Linked DNA regions of Homo sapiens: all the other regions are linked to region 2. A link is a contact called in ENCODE Hi-C or POLR2A ChIA-PET data. All regions are on one chromosome and are shown on one strand. Each heading gives the region's core, a stretch centred on a gene start or an enhancer-like site at or near the end of the contact. The rest is flanking DNA. Distances are from core to core; before and after follow the strand shown. Region 1 holds the start of NF2 (NF2, moesin-ezrin-radixin like (MERLIN) tumor suppressor). Region 2 holds the start of PATZ1 (POZ/BTB and AT hook containing zinc finger 1). Region 3 holds the start of MTMR3 (myotubularin related protein 3).

Evidence for each region. A loop is a pair of places that touch in the nucleus more often than their neighbours do. ChIA-PET counts read pairs that join two places held with the same protein, here RNA polymerase II (POLR2A). Pooled maps may share reads with other maps.
Region 1: a map of CD8-positive, alpha-beta T cell shows a loop between it and region 2 (9-fold over the local background). The contact joins the promoter of NF2 here to the promoter of PATZ1 in region 2. A Hi-C loop is called at or near these places in 2 of 168 maps with a recorded cell type or tissue (CD8-positive, alpha-beta T cell and naive thymus-derived CD4-positive, alpha-beta T cell), 1 of 37 single-sample maps with no recorded cell type and 10 of 50 pooled maps.
Region 3: a map of CD4-positive, alpha-beta T cell shows a loop between it and region 2 (7-fold over the local background). The contact joins the promoter of MTMR3 here to the promoter of PATZ1 in region 2. A Hi-C loop is called at or near these places in 1 of 168 maps with a recorded cell type or tissue (CD4-positive, alpha-beta T cell), 1 of 37 single-sample maps with no recorded cell type and 5 of 50 pooled maps. POLR2A ChIA-PET finds 5 or more read pairs at or near these places in 1 of 52 experiments (HEK293T).

What each region holds. Positions count from the first base shown.
Region 1 is chr22:29,600,877-29,605,448 of GRCh38, reverse strand. It overlaps NF2 (NF2, moesin-ezrin-radixin like (MERLIN) tumor suppressor), which reads right to left and starts at 1,816. Exons shown (of 16, transcript NM_000268.4): 1 at 1,337-1,816. The coding sequence starts at 1,450. RefSeq lists a silencer at 1,471-2,050 and an enhancer at 2,301-2,430.
Region 2 is chr22:31,344,828-31,349,248 of GRCh38, reverse strand. It overlaps PATZ1 (POZ/BTB and AT hook containing zinc finger 1), which reads left to right and starts at 2,903. Exons shown (of 5, transcript NM_014323.3): 1 at 2,903-4,421. The coding sequence starts at 3,647. It overlaps LINC01521 (long intergenic non-protein coding RNA 1521), which reads right to left and starts at 2,490. Exons shown (of 1, transcript NR_120386.1): 1 at 1-2,490. RefSeq lists silencers at 2,398-2,617, 2,668-2,737, 3,108-3,527, 4,078-4,147.
Region 3 is chr22:29,881,161-29,885,277 of GRCh38, reverse strand. MTMR3 (myotubularin related protein 3) reads right to left here and starts at 2,104. Exons shown (of 20, transcript NM_021090.4): 1 at 1,919-2,104. RefSeq lists silencers at 1,562-2,061, 2,122-2,291 and an enhancer at 2,004-2,298.

The sequences.
Region 1 (4,572 bases), core at 567-3,066, 1.7 Mb after region 2:
TAATCGCACCACTTTCCCACCACTTTGGGAGGCCCAGGTCGGCTGGTCACGAGGTCAGGAGTTCGAGATCAGCCTGCCCAATATGGTGAAACCCTGTCTCTACTAAAAATAGAAAAATTAGCCAGACGAGGTGGCGCACGCCTGTAATCCCAGCTACCTGGAAGGCTGAAGCAGGAGAATCACTTGAACCTGGAAGTGGAGGTGGCAGTGAGACAAGATCGCGCCATTGCACTCTAGCCCGGTGCACTCTGGGTGACAGAGCGAGACTCCGTCTCAAAAAAAAAAAAAAAAAAAAAATTAGCCAGGTGTGGTGGCACACGCCTGTGGTCCCAGCTACTCGAGAGGCTGAGGCAGGAGGACTGATTGAGCCAGGGAGGTTGGTCAGGGTTGCAGTAAGCCATGATCACACTACTGCATGCCAGCCTCGGTGACAGAGTGAGATTCTGTCTCAAAACGAAACAAAACAAAAAAGAATTTTCACCAGTTTTACAGAGGAATGGGTTCCTTAAGCTGTCATGCTGGAAGCTGATCTTATCTAAGGCTGCTTTTGTGTTACAATGGTAGAGTTGAAGAGTTGAATAACTCCAACAGAGATTCTCTAGTCTACAAAGTTGAAAATATTTACTATGTGGTCCTGTACAGAAAAAGCATGCCAACCCTTGCTTACTGCTGCCAATGCTGCTGGTCCACAAACCACACTTTTAGCAGCAAGAACTTAAATTACTTGAGAAGCAGTACTGTACGGGCTGTGAGCTTGGTTCAAAACCCCACCTTGCCATTTACTAGATAAATGGGTTTGTTCTGAGGATTAAATGTGCAAATGTCTAGCACTTTGAAAATACTGAACAATTGATAGCTGTTATCATCATGTTGGAAACTATGTGGAAAGTAAGTATGAGATGTTATATCGTTCTTCAAAGGGTTTTTTTTCCCAGAATATGCAAGCTTTAGAAAAGGGAAACAAGTATTGGCTTTCCAATAAACAAGACGCAACTTCTAATACCTGGGTACATAACAATATTACCTAATGAAAGAATAAACTTTCAAGCTTTTAAGCGTAAGCCTAACTTAAGCCTGACACTGAAATCCTGAATTTTCTATCACAGGAGCATCCAGCTTCTTCCAATAACAATGAATGAAAATAACCTTCAGGAAATGCCAAAACCCAAAAGTCCTATGAAAAAAAGCAGCAATCATCTTTAACATGAGGTTTTGGGCCTAGTTGGCCCTTCCGGTTCTGCCCGTCTCTAGCTACACCCATAAGATGATATAAAGAGAACCTCTCGAGCTTCCACCTCGACTGTCACCGCAGCAGTCGGGGCTGCCGGCCGGTTACCTCGCAATTGAACTCCATCTCGGCGTCCATGGTGACGATCCTCACGGTGAACGTCTTGGGTTGCTTCCTCTTGAGAGAGCTGAAGCTCATGCGGGAAGCGATGGCCCCGGCCATGGCGCGGGGCTCAGGCCCGGGACCCTCGCGCCCCACGGCCTGCACTCTGAGCCCTTTAGCCCCCCTGGAGTTGCTGCACAGGCCTCAGGGCCACCATGGTGGCCGGCTGCCCGGCCCGGGAACGGTCTGGGCTGCGCGGGTCCCCAGCGGCCAGCATGGGCCGCGAGGACCCTGCCTGAGCGGAAAGGGGAGTTGGGGGACGGGCCCTGACGGCTGCAGGGAGGGCACAGGAGCCGGGACCTTCGGTGCAGGCGCGACCCGGCACTCCGGGATTCGGGCCGGAGATGCCGGGGACGCCTCGGGACGGGACCCCTAGACGGCAGCGGCCCAGACTCCGCGCGCCTCTCAGCGGCCGACTAGGGTCACGGGGCCGCGCTGCATCGGGCGCGTACGCGCGCGCGTGGCTGTCACCGTCCTCACTCCGCGCGCCCGCGGGAAGCGCACCCTCCCCACAGCCCGGGGCCTGCTCCCGGCCCCGCCCTCAGGTCGCCCAGACCACTACGCGCAGCGCAACCGAACCGGAGGCTGACGCATAGATGCTGCGATTGGCTGGGAAGGCCAAGGTAGGCAGGACTTTCCCGCTCCGTCCCGCCTCCTTTGGGGTGACTCCACCAATGGAAAGTTTCACTCTAACTGCAAAAAAAGCAGGCCTAGGCTCGGCGTTGAGTGGCTACAGTGGCAGTCACTCTGAATGCTTTTGTGCCTACTCTAACAAGACTGGTTGAGGCGGCGGACCTCTGCTGACCTTACCCGGGAAACCACTTAGAGGCTGGATCCGGGGCGAGGGGAATTGGGTCCTTCGTTGGCCCAGGGAGGGACTCTTCGGTTCAAGTAGGCTCCGAGTGTGGCGCCCCAGGGGACTGCGTTTCGGACACACGGCGAATATTCTTCTTTGGCAGTTAATCACATATACCGACCCCTATGAAACTTTAAAGACACTTGTGGAGGCCTGTTAGGTTTGCTGGCACTTTCCCGCCAGATCCCTCTGCTTCCCTTTAGAATTATTATTATTATTGTTATTATTATTATTATTAATTATTATTATTATTGGGACGGAGTTTCGCTCTTGTTGCCCAGGCTGGAGTGCAGTGGCGCGATCTCGGCTCACTGCAACCTCCGCCTCCCGGGTTCAAGCGATTTTCCGGCGTCAGCCTCCCGAGTAGCTGGGATTACAGGTATGCGTCACCACGCCCGGCTAATTTTGTATTTTTATTAGAGACGGGGTTTCTCCATGTTCGTCAGGCTGGTCTCGAACCTCAGGTGATCCGCCCGCCTCGGCCTCCCGAAGTGCTAGGATTACAGGCGTGAGCCACCACGCCCCGCCTAGAATTATTATTGGTTATACCTACCTCGTGAGGTTGTTGAATTTCAGCGCACTGAATACATATAAGGCTTTAGAGCTGAGCCTGGCATCCTATGAAATTGCTGAATTTGGGTTGAAAATGAAAGCATTCTTTATTTTATACTCTATGATGCCCATTTTTGAACCGTATTCATGTATTATTTATTTAGTGTCATCAAGGGTTCTAACGGGTGTAGGGGGGATAATTACACCTTTCTGTACTTAGATAATAAATTCTATTTTAAAATAGCTCTTAGTAGTCAAATAGGGACAATTTACTGTGTTTTTTCGTTTGTTTTTTGTTTTGAGACAGAGTTTCGCTCTTGTTGCCCAGGCTGGAGTACAATGGGGCGGTCTCGGCTCTCTGCAACCTCCGCCTCCCGGGTTCAAGCAATTCTCCTGCCTCAGCCTCCCCAGTAGTTGGGATTACAGGCACCCGCCACCACGCCCGGCTAATTTTTGTATTTTTAGTAGGGACGGGGTTTCACCATGTTAGCCAGGCTGGTCTCAAACTTCTGACCTCAGGTGATCTGCCCACCTTGGCCTCCCAAAGTGCTGGGATTACAGGCGTGAGCCACCGCGCCCGGTGTACTGAGTTTTAACAACAATAATCACCCCATAAATGTTAGCTAACATTAGCATCACCCCCCCAACTCCACAGGTGAAGATACTGAGAGATATGATAGAGCCACTCGCTGACTATAATGCAGATAGTGAAAGGCAAAGCTAGGACTCAAACCCAGGTCTGTCCCACCCAGAGCCTGCTGGTTAGCACTGTGCTGCCCTGCTTCCAAATTCTCCCTACTACAGCCTCAGGAAATGTGAATTACAGTTCCGGAGTACTCAGCAGACATTGTTGCTGTAACGGTATATTAATGGAATAAATCTAGTTCTTCTGCACGGACCCCTGCTGTGCCTGGTAGCACCGGCCAGGCCTCAGGAATGATTTGCTGCCACACCCAGTGAGGCTGCTGTGGGGACTTTATGTCCTGCCTTCTGCTAGCAAATTCTCCCCACCAAAACTGATTGCTCAGGGCAGTATGGGCTTGGCATGGGAGTGTCTTCATTATCATTGCTTCATTTCTTCCCCGCAGGTGGGAGAACCGGGCTGGGTTTTCTGGGCTCCCCACAGGGACAACAAATGGCTGCTGATAAAAATACGTGACACCGGGCCGGGCCCAGTGGCTCACGCCTGTAATCCCAGCACTTTGGGAGGCAGGCAGATCACAAGGTCAGGAGATCGAGACCATCCTGGCTAACACGGTGAAACCCTGTCTCTACTAAAAATACAAAAAATTAGCCGGGCGTGGTGGCGGGCGCCTGTAGTCCCAGCTACTCGGGAGGCGGAGGCAGGAGAATGACGTGAACCCGGGAGGCGGAGCTTGCAGTGAGCCGAGATGGCGCCACTGCACTCCAGCCTGGGCGAGAGTGCGAGACTCCGTCTCAAAAAAAAAGGAAAAAGAAAATGCGTGACACTGGGAACCCAGTGAGGAGTAGCAAAAGGAGGTGGATCAGCTAGCAGGGACTAAAAAGCGACACTGATGATTGGTAATAGCTCATTTTTATGAAAAGACTTGCCAGGTGCTAGGCACTGGGCTAATTGGCCCCAAATGCCAAATTTAATGTTCCTGGGAGGACATCCAGCTGGACATATGGGTTTGAATCCCAGAAGGGAGGTCAGGGCCAGGAATAAAAATCGATGTGATAGAATCTTTTGCTGGTATTAAAAGTGCCATTCACAGGTTGGACACAGTGGCTTACACCTGTAATCACAGCACTT
Region 2 (4,421 bases), core at 1,654-4,153:
AAGACTGAGAGTAATGGATGAAGTAGAGAGGTTACTCCCACCCCCACAATCACACTGCCAAGGCGACATTTGGAAAAAAGCTCCCAGGTGGGATCAGAACGGCGTCTGGACTGTCTCTGGCCACTTCCCCAAGGTGGGATCCTGGACCACTCTGGCTCCTTGAACCTCAGGCTTCCTATCTGCAAAACAGGGCTGATGCACGTTCCCTGTTTTCCTCAGAGCACCACCTTCTGAACCCACCTTCACCGGGTGAATCCGCTGGAATGGGGCCAGTCATGGCACCTTGTTTTCTAAGCATAGCAGACAGAGAGTCAGTTCCTGGTTCAAGTGGAGCCATGGACGGGTGACAGGTTTCAGAAGCCACTGGTGAGAAAGGGGCAGTTAACCAGTTTGAATCCTGGCTCCATCACTATCTGTGTGGCCTTGGGCAGGTCACTCACCTTCCCCAGTTCCAATGGTTGAATAGGAATATCTGTACCTACTATGGAGAAACGATGTGTGTATACACTGGACACTCAGAGCAAACCTCTTTTTCTTTTCTTTCTTCTTCTTTTTTTTTTTTTTGAAACAGTTTTGCTCTTGTTGCCCAGGCTAGAGTGCAATGGCGCGATCTCGGCTCACCGCAACTCCGCCTCCCGGGTTCAAGTGATTCTCCTGCCTCAGCCTCCCCAGTAGCTCGGATTATAGGCATGTGCCACCACGCCCGGCTAATTTTGTATTTTTTTTTTTTTTGAGACGGAGTTTCGCTCTTGTTGCCCAGGCTGTAGTGCAATGGCACGATCTCGGCTCACGGCAACCTCCGCCTCCCAGGTTCAAGCGATTCTCCTGCCTCAGCCTCTCTAGTAGCTGAGATTACAGGCATGTGCCACCACGCCCGGCTAATTTTGTATTTTTAGTAGAGACGGGGTTTCTCCATGTTGGTCAGGCTGGTCTAGAACTCCCGACCTCAGGTGATCCGCCTGCCTCGACCTCCCAAAGTGCTGGGATTACAGGCATGAGCCACTGCGCCCGGCCTAGTTTTGTATTTTTAGTAGAGATGGGGTTTCTCCGTGTTGGTCAGACTGGTCTCGAACTCCCGACCTCAGGTGATCCGCCCGCCTCAGCCTCCCAAAGTGCTGGGATAACAGGCGTGAGCCACCGCGCCCGGCCCCTTTCTCTTTCTCTGTGGATGTTCCCAGCAGCTCTCTCAAAAATAAAACGTGCCAGTTCCCAAAATCCGCCCAAGAAAGCTGTGGCTCAGAGAGGGAGGCACTAGCCTAAGGTGACAGTGAGTCTGGGCTTAGAACACAGATCTCCTGGCTTCGTGTCCAGGGAACTTTCTTCATGCCTCTAATTCATTCTCTCCAACAGGAGTTTGGCATGTACTATGCCCTAGAGCGGAGGTGTGCAGGACAGGTGCTGCTGTCCCTGTGCACAGGTTAAGAAACAGTTTAACTGAATCTCAGGGAGGCCAAGTGACTAAGCACCAGGACACGAAACCAGAAGGCAGAGGTCTCGATTTTGAACTCGGATCATCCGCCAGGGCAACGCCCGGAAGCCTCAGGGCGCGCGTGGCTGGGCGCGAGCTCGGCGCGCAGCGGTGGGAATCCCGAGCGGAGTTGGAAGCCGGGCCCGTTCATTTGCATGCTAATACCCAGAATGCTTTTCCCCCGCACACCGCTTCTCTTAATGGAAGCGCTCAGTTTGGAACCGTGGAAAGTTTGGAACACATACTTCGCTGCCTCTTTGCAACTGTGGGAACTTCCCGCCCGCACACGCGGCGCCTGCAGCCTGGGGCTCCGCGCCAGGCGGCCCAAAGGCAGCCGCCAGCGCTTCCTGGGAAGACAAACCTTGGTGTACAACTCTAGCGTGGTAGCATCCCCGGGCGGGCCGGGGACAAAGCGCCGAGGCCTGGCGGCAGGGCCCATTACCAGAGCACCCGGCGTCTCACAGGGCTGCGGGCGCTGGGGATGCTCCGGGCTTGGAGAGGCCTGAGGGTGTCCCCGACTCCTCCGGCACCCCCACTTCCCTGAGGATTGCTGGGGCTTCCGGGGGTCCCTGCCCCGTCCATCGCCCTCATATTGTCGCCTCCCGGAGCTGGTGACTTCACGCTCCCCGGGGACAAAGCTCGGCGTGCTGTGGTTTGGGGGAGAAGCTGGACGCTGGCTTCATCTCTCCAGCTCTTCCGGGCGCGCAGCCCATCAGATCGATCAATGTACCGGGTGCAGAAGCAGCTCCGGAGGTTCGGCCTGTCTCCGGCCAGGACCCCGGGCCCTCTCTGGTGTTTGAAGCAGGGAGGCGGTCGCAGGCGACTTCTGGGAATTTCACGCATGAAAGCGGGGCTCCGAAGGGTGGACGACGCCCGCTCGACCTGCGAGTGCGCTTCGCAGGCTGGGGGGCCCGGATCCGCACCCCTCAGTTCCTGCCCCCCCACCCTGCTAGCCGCCACTCTCAGCGGGCAGGGGAGGGGCAGTGGGAGCTGGTTTGCTGGCTCGGCGCTTCGTTTGCATTGGTCCGGGGGGGCTGAGACTGCAGCCCCCGGCCCCGCGGGCGGGGTGGGGAGGCGGGGGCCGGACGGGGGCTCAGGCTGCTCTAGCATTGGCGGATCTGGGGAATGGGGAGGGGGGGCAGGAAGCGGGGGGAGCGGACTGCGGGGGGGGGGTGTATAAATAGGGAAGGGGGGACGTGCATCCTCGTCTTGGTGAGGGGGGGGCGCTCGGCACAAAGAAAGTGTAAAGTTTGCAGCGCCAGGCGGCCCGGGCTAGGCATCCGGGCGCGCACGTGCAAGGCCGGGGACGCCGGGGCCCCCACTCTGAGCTCGCCGTTTCTTTTTTTTCTGCAAGCGAGAGGGGGGGTGTTGTTGGTATCGCCCCCTCCTTCTCCTCCCCCCAGGGGTGAAAGTGCAAGAGGAAGTGCAGCCGCTGCCATCTTTCCTCCGCTCCGAACACACGGAGCCCGGGGCCGCACAGCCGCCGCTCCGCCGCCGCCTTCTCCCGGCCTGAGGAAGGGCCTACTCTGCCGCCGCCGCCGCCCGCCCGCTCCAGCCGCCGCCGCCGCCGCCACCGCCCTCCAGGCTCCGGGACCCGGCCCGCGCCACCGCCCCCGTGCGCGCCCCGCCGCCGCCGCCTTCGCCTTCGCCTTTTGTTTCCTCCGCTCCGGCGCCCCCGCCCCGGCTCGCGCTTTGCAGGGGACGCAGCGCGCGCCCCCAGCGGGCCCGGGAAAAGCCGCGGCGCGCGCGCGCGCCTGCGCGGCGGACCCCTCCTTCTCCTCCCCGCGTGCGCGTGCCCTTCTTGGCTGCGCGCCGGCGCCGCCTGGCGGGCGGGAGGGGAGGTGGCAGGCGCGTTTGCAGGAGGGGCGCACCTCTTCGCTCGCGCACCCCCCCGGAAGGTAGACCGGGAAGGGGAGGCGGGCGGGCGGAGAGGAGAGAGTGGCGCGCAGTCCAGCGAGGGCGGGGGTTGGCTATGTGGGGGGTGGTGCACCCCGCAGTCTAGACAGTCTGATCCGGGCTGGGGGCGTGTACACTCGGCGCACCTGCGAGACTACAGAGCCTCGGGCCGGCACGTGTGGGGAGTGTGGACACGTCTGCTGCGCCCCGCTTCTCGCTGCTGAGGGGAAGGGAGGGGGCGGGCAGGTGCAGCGGCCGGGCTAGTGGGAGGGGGCGGCGGCCATGGAGCGGGTGAACGACGCTTCGTGCGGCCCGTCTGGCTGCTACACATACCAGGTGAGCAGACACAGCACGGAGATGCTGCACAACCTGAACCAGCAGCGCAAAAACGGCGGGCGCTTCTGCGACGTGCTCTTGCGGGTAGGCGACGAGAGCTTCCCAGCGCACCGCGCCGTGCTGGCCGCCTGCAGCGAGTACTTTGAGTCGGTGTTCAGCGCCCAGTTGGGCGACGGCGGAGCTGCGGACGGGGGTCCGGCTGATGTAGGGGGCGCGACGGCAGCACCAGGCGGCGGGGCCGGGGGCAGCCGGGAGCTGGAGATGCACACTATCAGCTCCAAGGTATTTGGGGACATTCTGGACTTCGCCTACACTTCCCGCATCGTGGTGCGCTTGGAGAGCTTTCCCGAACTCATGACGGCCGCCAAGTTCCTGCTGATGAGGTCGGTTATCGAGATCTGCCAGGAAGTCATCAAACAGTCCAACGTACAGATCCTGGTACCCCCTGCCCGCGCCGATATAATGCTCTTTCGCCCCCCTGGGACCTCGGACTTGGGCTTCCCTTTGGACATGACCAACGGGGCAGCCTTGGCAGCCAACAGCAATGGCATCGCCGGCAGCATGCAGCCAGAGGAGGAGGCAGCTCGGGCGGCTGGTGCAGCCATTGCAGGCCAAGCCTCTTTGCCTGTGTTACCTGGGGTGGACCGCTTGCCCATGGTGGCTGGACCCCTATCCCCCCAACTGCTGACTTCCCCATTCCCCAGTGTGGCATCCAGTGCCC
Region 3 (4,117 bases), core at 855-3,354, 1.5 Mb after region 2:
TACCCAACCTAAAGCAAAAGTTCACATGCCTTGCTGACCAGAATCATTCACGGAGCTTTGTAAGGACAGATCCCCAGGCTCTATCCTCAGAGATTTTAATTCACCAGGTCCTGCATGAGTTCGAGGAATTTAGGTAGTCCATAATATTTCTAATGACCAGCCTTAAACTAGACAACCACTGAAGAACCTGGCCTATGAGCTGAGAAACTCAGGGTTTTTTATGGCTGGTCATTAACGACAAGCGGGGCTGTACCACTGTGCTGGTCACTTGAAGTTCTCTGAGTCACCTGAAAATGAGGGAGTAATTGGAGCCAAAAGAGGTATTCATAGGCAGCCAATCTAAAATTCTAGAATCCTCCAAATTTAATTTAATATCACATACTATACTGGGTTTACTCAAAACAGTGTCATTCTGGCTGGCGGCAGTGGCTCACGCCTATAATCCCAACACTTTCGAAGGCCAACGCAAGCGGATCACTTGAGGTCAAGAGTTCCAGGCCAGCCTGGCCAACATGGTGAAATCCCCGTCTCTACTAAAAATACAAAAATTAGCCAGCCGTGGTGGCGCACACTTGTAATCCCAGCTACTTGGGAGGCTGAGGTGGGAGGATTGCTAGAACCTGGCAGGCGGAGGTTGCAGTGAGCAGAGATCGCACTACTGCACTCCGGCCTGGGCGGGAGAGAGAGATTCTGTCTTAAAAAAAAAAAAAAAAAAAAAAAAAAAAAGTGTCATTCTGTAAGCTCTTCTAGCCTACCCAAGTCATAGGCCCTATAAAGGGAAGACTTTCTGCATGCCATCAATGTCTCCTGTCCTACTGAACAGCCCTGAATCTGAAAGGGGAAGGTCCCCACCACCTCTCCATGGACAAATCACAAACATTTCACATTGAAAAAAATAATAATAATCTCCTGTAATTCAACCCAGGCCTCTTATGGCATTACCATTCACATATGAGAAAGTTGAACCTTAACTAGAAAAGTATATGGTTTTGGGGTTTTGTTTTGTTTTGTTTTGTTTGTTTGGGTTGTGGAAAAATAGATGTCAGAATCAAGATACTACAACAGTAAGAATTTAGGCCTGGGTCTGGAAAGGACATTTGAACATCAATATGTAATAGCAGTCCATGTCCAAAACTCACAAGTGAGATTATCAAATTCCAGGGGAGTCTATTAATGTGGCCAAAAAATCTACCCCATAATTTTGACATAAGTTTTCCAGTCCAAAATACAACCTACAGTATCATCTTATGGGTCCGGAAATGCCATACATCAAGCAAAATTACTACCGGAGAAATAACACTGTAATCATTTGCGGAGCAGTCTGACCAGGGTTCCCTCAGTTACGCCAACCGCCCCCAATCATCCTACCCACCTAAGTACTACCAGGTCAGGGGGATGCCCTGCTGCACGATCGGGCGGTCACTCCTCCTTTCCACAAGGCCCAGGCCCGCACCGTTCGCCCCGGGGCTCCCATGGCCCCTGACCTCCAGTATCCGGCAACGATGGACCGCCACAGACCCGGCAGGGGGCGAAGGGCGCACACCCACCTCCCGGGAGTTCGTGGGAATAACTCCGGGCGCTCCGAGGGTACGTCCCACACCCAGAGCCGCACGGGCCCATCCCCGCCAGGTCTGGGAAGGCAGCCCGAGCCCGGGACCCCGCCTCCCCCGCATCTAGGGTCCGGGCCGAGCTCGGCCGCCGAGCTCCCATTCCCACTCCCACACCCAGCGCCTCCCCCTGGCGGCGACAGCCGCCGGGGACGCCCCTCCCCGGGCCCCGCACGCAGTCCCCAGCCCTCCCAGGGCGCTGCCTCCTCAGAGGGTGACAGCCGCCTGGCCAGGGCCGGGGCCGAGGCCGGCCCCTCCTCCAGCTCTTCCTCACCCGCCGAGGAGACGGAGGACGGGGATGGGGTTCTTACCGGGCAGCAGGACATGGCGAGGCCCTCCACGGCACAGTCTCCCCCTCCGCCACCCCACCAGGCTCCCTGCCAGGGCCGGCGCTGGGCAGCGCCTGAGCCGCTGGGACGTCTCGTCCGGCTGCTACTCCGCCGCCGCCGCCGCCTTCTCACAACCACAACAACATGGCGGCAGCGGCCACACAGAGCGCGCTCCCGACGCCGAGCCGGGCGACGAGCGAGGACGCGCGCGCACGCTCGGGCGCTGAGCCCGGTGTCCGGGAAAGGGGGCGGGTCTCCGCCGGTTGGACGGGGGCGGGGCCTGGACAGGTGGTCACGCCCCAGGAGATGGGCGGGGCTGCAGCTGGGGAGAGGCTCGCGAAAAAGCCCAGCGGAGCAAGAATGGCTAGACAGATGGGAAATGGGTGGAGGAAAAGAGATGACAAAAAAAAATCTGGAAGAAAACCAAAGGTGGTCCTACAGATTTTTAGGAGGCGTCTTTTCCAAGCTCTGTAACCCTGGGCAAGACATGGCTCACTCTACTTACCAGAAAAATAGAACAATAGTGGTATCTTCCACCTGCAATTGTGGTCAGGATAAAACCAGTTTAATATAATGCAAGTAAATATAGTGTTTTAGAAGTTGTATTCAGAATACAATTTCTTTTCTTTTCTTTTCTTTTTTTTTTTTTTTTTTTTTTTTTTGAGACAGAGTCTGGCTCTGTCGCCCAGGCTGGAGTGCAGTGGCATCTCGGCTCACTGCAACCTCTGCCTCCCGGGCTCAAGCGATCCTCACACCTCAGCCTCCTGAGTAGCTGAGACTACAGACTCACAACATCATGCCCGGCTAAATTTTGTATTTTTTGTAGAGATGAGGTTTCTGCCATTTTGTCCAGGCTGATCTCAAACTCCTGGGCTGAAGCAATCCACCCACCTCGGCCTCCCAAAGCGCTGGGATTACAGGCATGAACCACCGCATCCGGTCCAGAATACAATTTCAAACTGATTCAACTTCAGCTCCTAATCAAAAGCTCAGCGGGAAGAAGTGAGTTTTCAAACAAAGTAAAAAACAACTCCCCCAAAAAATTGTAACCTACCCACACTAGCCTGCAGAATTCCACAAACCAGGATTGCATTACCGTAGGCCCTAACAGATTCACCTCCTCTGAGTTGCCTTTTAACATTCTACCCTTGACTTTTCTGGAAACTGGGAGAACTAGTCAAATGAAATCTATTCCTGCGTCTGTTGTAAAGTTTTTCCACAGCACTTTCTGAAATTTATTTTCAATGTTTACTGTCATTTTACTCCACTAAAATGTAAAAGCTACTTGAAGATAAGGATCTTGTCTTGTTCGTCACTGTTTCCCCAGCACCTAGAACTGTGCAGGTTAAGTAGTAGGCAGTCGAATTTCTTGATTAACTAACAGCTGGCTGGGCGCGGGGGCTCACGCCTGTAATCCCAGCACTTTGGGAGGCCAAGGTGAGTGGATCACCTGAACTCAGGTGTTCGATACCAGCCTGGCCAACTTGGTGAAACCCCGGATCTACTAAAAATACAAAAGTTAGCTGGGCATGGTGGCGGGCGCCTGTAATCCCAGCTACTTGGGAGGCTGAGGCAGGAGAATAACTTGAACCCGGGAGGCGGAGGTTGCAGTGAGCTGAGACTGCGCCACCGCACTCCAGCCTGGGCGACAGAGCAAGACTCCGTCTCAAAAAAACGAAACTAAACTAACAGCTAACATTTATTCATACAACTCATCTAATTGAATCTTCACAACTTTAATAGGTAGATGCCATTATCTCCATATTACAGATGAAGAAAGTGAAGCACAGAATAAATTGCGTGTATTAAAACAAAATTCAAACCCAGCAGACAAAAAAAAAAAAAAAATACTGTGCTGTCTTACCCACCAGGCTGTACTGCCCAGTGCATGGACACAGTAGCCTGAAATAAAATCTCAAGTAAGAAATTACTTTAGGCCGGGCGCAGTGGCTCATGCCTGAAATCCCAGCACTTTAGGAGGCCGAGGCAGGTGGATTGCTTGAGCTCAGGAGTTCGAGACCAGCCTAGGCAACATGGCGAAATCCCATCTCTACAAAAAATACCAAAAAACTGGCCAGGCGTGGTGGTGCACGCCTGTAGTCCCAGCTATTTGAGAGGCTGAGGTGGGAGAATGGCTTGAGCCTGGGAGGCAGAGGTTGCAGTGAGCCCTGATTGTGCCAC